Linked DNA regions of Homo sapiens: region 1 is linked to region 2. The links are chromatin contacts, found by Hi-C or POLR2A ChIA-PET in ENCODE. All regions are on one chromosome and are shown on one strand. The core of a region is the stretch at or near the end of the contact, and the rest is flanking DNA. Distances in the headings are between cores, read along the strand shown.

Region 1 (2,918 bases), core at 220-2,719, 740 kb before region 2:
AATAGCATATGTTGGGTAAATGTTTGGGACTTGCTCTCTCCACTTAATAGTATGATCCATTACTAAGATGAATTCACATCGTTGGATGCCAAACCAATAGTGTTGTTATTGGGTCATACGAATGTGAACAGAAAGCATATGTATTAGAATCAGTGAAATACAGCAGTTGAAAATCTTACCATATGTATTAGAAATCCCAGGTTCAGGGAGTAAACCAGGAGCAGGGTTTAACGTAACATAGGCATAATGAAATGAAATGAAAATAGTTTCTGTATAACTATTCCACAAGTGAATTTATAGATGGAATTTGGCTTTTTCTTTTTTTTTGAGACGGAGTCTTGCTCTGTCTCCCAGGCTGGAGTGCAGTGGCGCGATCTCGGCTCACTGCAAGCTCCGCCTCCCGGGTTTAGCCATTCTCCTGCCTCAGCCTCCCGAGTAGCTGGGACTACGGGCGCCCACCACCACGCCGGGCTAATTTTTTTGTGTTTTTTAGTAGAGACGGGGTTTCACTCTGTTAGCCAGGATGGTCTCGATCTCCTGACCTCGTGATCTGCCCGCCTCGGCCTCCCAAAGTGCTGGGATTACAGGCGTGAGCCACCGCGCCCGGCTGGCTTTGTTTTAAAAGGGGCAAATAAAGCCAGGTGCAGTGGTTCACACCTGTAATCTCAGCACTTTGGGAGGCTGAGGTGGGTAGAAAATAACTTCCTGGATGACAGTCATTTCCAGGTGGCTGAGGGACCCCCCCACAAAAGTCTCTCACTGCACTGAAAGGCTTCCTCTAAACTTGAGCTCAGCAGTTCAAAAGCAGCTCTGACTACATAGTGAGACCTCGTATCTACAGAAAATTAAAAAAGTTAGCTGGGTGTGGTGGTGCGCACGTGTGGTCCCAGCTGCTCTGGAAGCCACTTGAGTCCAGGAGGTAGAGGCTGCAATGAGCCATGATCGTACCACTGCACTCCAGCCTGGGCTACAGAGCAAGACCCAGTCTCAAAAATGGGGCAAATAATATATTTTTAAAATAATTGTATTTCATCTCACTGATAACAATAGTTTCCCCCTAAATAGAGTTGAATTCCCCAACTCTAGCAGTGTTATGACAGGATGCTGCCACTAGGTGGCTGCCTTTCTTCTAACTTTGACAATTTCCTTGGCAAGGGCTCTGCGTTGAGTAAATATGTCCTTCACATGGTTTATTTATTTTTACTAAAATTGCTTTCATGACAGTTATTCAAACTCACAACCAATTCATACTGCTAGGCTGGCATTTTAAACAGGAAGAGTGAAACAGAGCCACTGTCGCTGGAAAGGGATGGAACGTCACGGTGCGCTCTAAAAGGACAGGGGGCTTGTGCGGTGCCCTGTTGTAAATAATTTGTAAAGAAATGCGCGGCGCCCCTGTTGGGAATTGGAGCTCTGGGCGTGGCGTCTGGAGTGGGTGTGTGCTGCTTTTGCTTCCGAGACATTCATTCATATTTCCCCTCTTCGTTTCACTCGGCGCGAGCCCTCCTTCCTCTGCCTCCTGCCCCAGACAATAGCTCTCCATTCATAGCACGTGGCCTGGACTCACCTCTGAGCTGGAGGCCTGGCCCATCAGAGCGTTTCCCTGCCTCAGGCTACAGTGATTGGATAAGGAATGAACAAATGACTAAGTCAGCAAAAACTCAATTCTAGAATTTTGGGGGACTCTTAGGAAAGTTACTTTTATTTTTCACTTGGGTTTCTGAGAGACAGACTAAGCCTCCCCGAAATGAAGCCGTGGAAAGCCAGGCAGGGCAGGAGAGGGAAGGACGATGGTCCCATGCTCTGCACCCTCTACTCACCCTGCCTTACGCCATCTTTACTCCTGGATTTTCCAGTTTTATAGCTTTAAGCTGGTTTCTTTCACTTGCTGCCCAAACTCCTGAAGATATAAAGTCAAAAGGCAAATGCCATTTGACTGGACTACCTTCTAGCTATAGTTTTGACAAACCACTTTTTGTGTAGAAGGGCTACCCCTCCAGTAACCTTCCCTCACTTTGTAGTTTTCGGGTGCCTGGTGTGTCCTGGGTAAGAGAAGAGTGACAGCAGCTGGTTTGAATGACGCTTTCTTAGTGGACGCCATGGACATGGTGTCCATGAGCACCACAGAGTAAACTAAGGGACCTCTCATGTCCACCCAAAGGTGTGTTACTGCACAGAGGTTTATGCAATGCGGCTTTGCATCACCAGACAACCCCGAACTCCATAAATAGCAGCGAGACACGTCAAGAGAAAGGGGAGTAGGGAAGCCGAAAATATGTCCTTTACATGTGGAGAAACATGGCTTCTGGGGTCACCTGTCTGTGTCTCCCTCACTTTAACTCCTGGCAGTTGATGGACATTGGAAAGCCACCATCTGCCTTCCAATTTCCAGGGAACAGGAATCTTGTTTCCACCCACACAATGCATTGCCAATGTTTAGTATTGAGAGATAAAGCCTTATTAGGAAACAAGAGAAGTTTAAAAATAAAGAAAAAAGAGAAAAACGAAAATATCTTCTGAATATCTATAGTTCAGTTTAACACGAATTCAAAATAATATGCAACGAATTCATGATATTGAGATTTTCAAGTATCCTGGCTGGGCACGGCGGCTCATGCCTGTAGTCCCAGCACTTTGAAAGGCTGAGGCAGGCAGATTGCTTCTGCTCAGGGGTCTGAGACGAGTTTGGACAACAGAGCGAAACCCTGTCTCTACAAAAAATACAAAACATTAGCTGGGTGTGGTGGCACATGCCTGTGGTCCCAGCTACTCGGGAGGCTGAGACGGGAAGATGGATTGAAGCCGGGAGCTCAAGGCTGCTCTGCGCCACTGCACTCCAGCCTCGGTGGCAGAGCAAGGCTCCGTCTTAAAAAAAAATTCTGTTCAGGGAAACAGGGAACAATGAACTGATTAACTCC
Region 2 (3,062 bases), core at 213-2,712:
CACATGGGAATTATGGGAGCTACAATTCAAGATGATATTTGGGTGAGGACACGGCCAAACTGTATCAAGTCCCCAATTGAGGGCACCTGCTCCCTGTAGATAATGGCATTTCAGATCTACAATGTGGCATTTCCAGACAACTCACTCATTTACGCTGATTGGTGCAAATTTTATTTTAGCCTCCAAACATTTTTCTTCCCCAGTCTGTTAAAAGAAAACAAAACCAAAACACCTCTCTCTCTCTCTCTCTCTCTATTTATAGATAGAAACGCTTACCCATATCATAGCATCAGTATTTTGCTGAAGCCCTGGAGTGTCAGGCACCGTGTTAGGAACTGAATACAAAAATAAGATGTAAACCAGTCCCTCAAGGAATCTATGGGACTGGTAAGATTAGCTAACCGTGCACCTGGAGGGAATATACTTAGAAATAACTGCAAATTCTGCAGAAATGCTGAGGGGTTCCCAAACTCGTTTCTGTGAGGCCTGTTAATTGCTGAGTTGTTTTGTCTCTGGTCTGTGGAACCCCGATAGTGTGCCCTAGGTCTTTAATTTCTTCATCTCTAAAGAATAGTGTCAATGGAGTCATTGCATGTGTTTATTCATACTTCTCAATGTGGAAGAGAACTCTCTAGGGTGTAAAACCCTATCCAGGAAGCACATGACAAGTTGGAATCCTCAATGACATGGCATTGCTATAGTTGCTATCGGAACAATCTTTTCTTTTTTTTCTTTTTTTGAAACAGGGTCTTGCTCTGTCATCCAGGCTGGCGCGATCTCGGCTCACTTTGACCTCTGCCTCCTGGGTTCAAGCGATTCTCCTGTCACAGCCTCCTGAGCAGCTGGGATTACAGGCAGGCACCACCATGCTGAGCTAATTTTTGTATTTTTAGTAGAGACCAGGTTTCGCCATGTTGCCCAGGCTACTCTCGAACTCCTGGCCTCATGTGATCCGCCCACCTCAGCCTCCCAAAGTGCTGGGATTACAGGCGTGAGCCACTGCAACCAGCTGGAACAATCTTGATATTAGGGTGAACAAGTGATTTCATAGCTTTCTCTGAAGGAGGAAACACTGGGAGCATCCACCCGAGAATCAACACTGTGGATCATTCTGGGGAGTTAATAGTTTTGAGATGTGTCCCAAGATAATTGTTAGCTTGAATTACCACGTGGATGGAACCATGCTGATCCTAAGAGCCAGGTAATGGCCAAAGGTGCCATTCAGGTGAAATCCCCAGGTGGAAAATTCTTCCACTTCCAATGATAGAATTCTATTACTCTGCCTATAGTTTGGTGAAACAAGACTTTACAAATAGAGGACAAGATCCATTTTGCCAAGAACAACCATATGGATTTAACTGCTGCTAACAACCGTTAGGAAGGAACATCAATAAAAAGCAAGCCTGTGAGACAACTCCTTCCCCAAGGGGCGCTTGTTACAGAGCGCGGGCCCCAGCAGGCCTGGTCCATCCTCCACATTCTTTCCTCTCTGACTTATTTTTACTTTCTGTTTGAATTGGCTTGGTTTTATTTTGCCCTAAACTGTGTCTGTAGTCATCCCCCGACAGAGTTTTGAGAGTGAAAGTCCGATCTGCCCACGCTTCACAGAACTCAATGCGGAGCCTTCTCAGGAGTCACTTGACGTCAAGGCTGACTTTTAAATTTGCCAAAAAGGCATTCTTTGGGGAGCGGTCGGCACCATCACTTTCCCTCTTTAGAGAGCTGCTACTGGCTGCTGGAATTCAAAACCCACAAATTGCATTTCTAAACTTAATTCGATACATAGATGAGCGGAAAGATCAGACATTGATGCTATTGTTTTCAACCAAGATGTTTTACTATATCATTTATATTTTGTTTTTTTCTTCCCCCAGTTTTTAAACTTTTTGTTTGTTTGTTTTACAGGCCAAGCCTACTGCTGTTAGAAAACATATTTAGAAATCACTTGGTTCTTCCTTGCCTGAACATCATCTATTTAGTTAGCTTGTGTTGTTTAGATGTGCTTCAGATCTCAAAAAAATAAATTATGTTATTTGAAAGCTTGCTCTCTGCTTGTTTACACTATTAATTTAGAGTCCAGAGGAATCTCTAAATTTGCCTCTAGAAACCACATAATCACCTAATAATACCTTTCCTGACTCCACTTTCTGACACAAAGTGACTTTTGAAACGCTTCCATCTTCCCTTTCTATTTAATGTACTGCACTCCACTCTTTTTTCCTTTCGTTTTTTCTACAGTCCGTCATGGAGTATTTGTTTACCAAATGTTACTTTTCTTGGATCCAATCTATTTTTGAAGAGCGCAAAAGCAAACAACTGTTTGAAGCTGTCAAGCTTCATTTTATTTATGCATGAATAACACAAATAACTTGAAAATGACCTAGTCTGTTTTTCTCAGATTTAGATAGAAAAACTGCTTCCGGCCAATGTTTATGCCAATTTGTTCATGCCAAGTTTCCAGTTTCGGTGCCAACCGGTTTTTACAGCCAAGTTGTAAACCTTCGGTAAACATGGCTTATAATGAAAAGTGCAACACAGCCTGAACCCTGGCACCAGGGGACGGATGTAAATTTATTCTAAGAACAAAATTCTAACAGGAACAGGAGGGGAGCTAGGCTGGCTACAAAGTGTTCCCACCGTAATATGGAAAATGTACAGATGATGATATATTTGATTACTAAGATCCCATTAGGCCAATTTAGGCACTTTATGTATTTCCTTTGCTCTGGACGCTGAGTGGTTTCATGCTCAATTTGAAGCAACTGGCTCATTGTCTCAGGGTGGTTCTAGAACTTTGCCTTCAGGTGGGGCTGGGGAGGGAGCCCTGGCATTTCAAGACAGGAGGGGGTGATATGGTTGGGCTCTGTGTCCCCACCCAAATCTCATGTTGAAAGGTAATCCCCAATGCTGGAGGTGGGCCTGGTGGGAGGTGACAGGGCCATGGAGGTGGCTCCTTATGGTCTCACACCATCCTCCTGGGTGCTGTCATCCCTATCGTGAGTTCTTGTGGGGTTGGCTTCTCATGGTCTGACACCATCCTCCTGGGTGCTGTCGTCCCTATG

Evidence for each region. Hi-C counts contacts between places; a loop is a spot of excess contacts on that map. ChIA-PET counts read pairs that join two places held with the same protein, here RNA polymerase II (POLR2A). Pooled maps may share reads with other maps.
Region 1: a pooled map shows a loop between it and region 2 (3-fold over the local background). The contact joins two enhancer-like sites. A Hi-C loop is called at or near these places in 1 of 168 maps with a recorded cell type or tissue (endothelial cell of umbilical vein) and 7 of 50 pooled maps. POLR2A ChIA-PET finds 5 or more read pairs at or near these places in 4 of 52 experiments (Panc1, activated CD4-positive, alpha-beta T cell, activated CD8-positive, alpha-beta memory T cell and 1 more).

The regions. Positions count from the first base shown.
Region 1 is chr10:3,191,922-3,194,839 of GRCh38, forward strand. No RefSeq gene overlaps it. Among named protein-coding and RNA genes, the nearest start is that of PITRM1, 21 kb to the left of the region's middle. Within about 2 kb of position 1,470, at least 3 of the 41 ENCODE cell types and tissues checked have a DNase peak (open chromatin) inside an H3K27ac peak, as active enhancers do; they include endothelial cell of umbilical vein, where a contact is called at or near this core.
Region 2 is chr10:3,933,774-3,936,835 of GRCh38, forward strand. It overlaps LINC02660 (long intergenic non-protein coding RNA 2660), which reads left to right. Exons shown (of 3, transcript NR_183984.1): 3 at 1,906-2,039. Among named protein-coding and RNA genes, the nearest start is that of LINC02660, 23 kb to the left of the region's middle. RefSeq lists enhancers at 1,401-1,590, 1,631-1,680, 1,701-1,750. Within about 2 kb of position 1,463, at least 27 of the 41 ENCODE cell types and tissues checked have a DNase peak (open chromatin) inside an H3K27ac peak, as active enhancers do; they include endothelial cell of umbilical vein, where a contact is called at or near this core.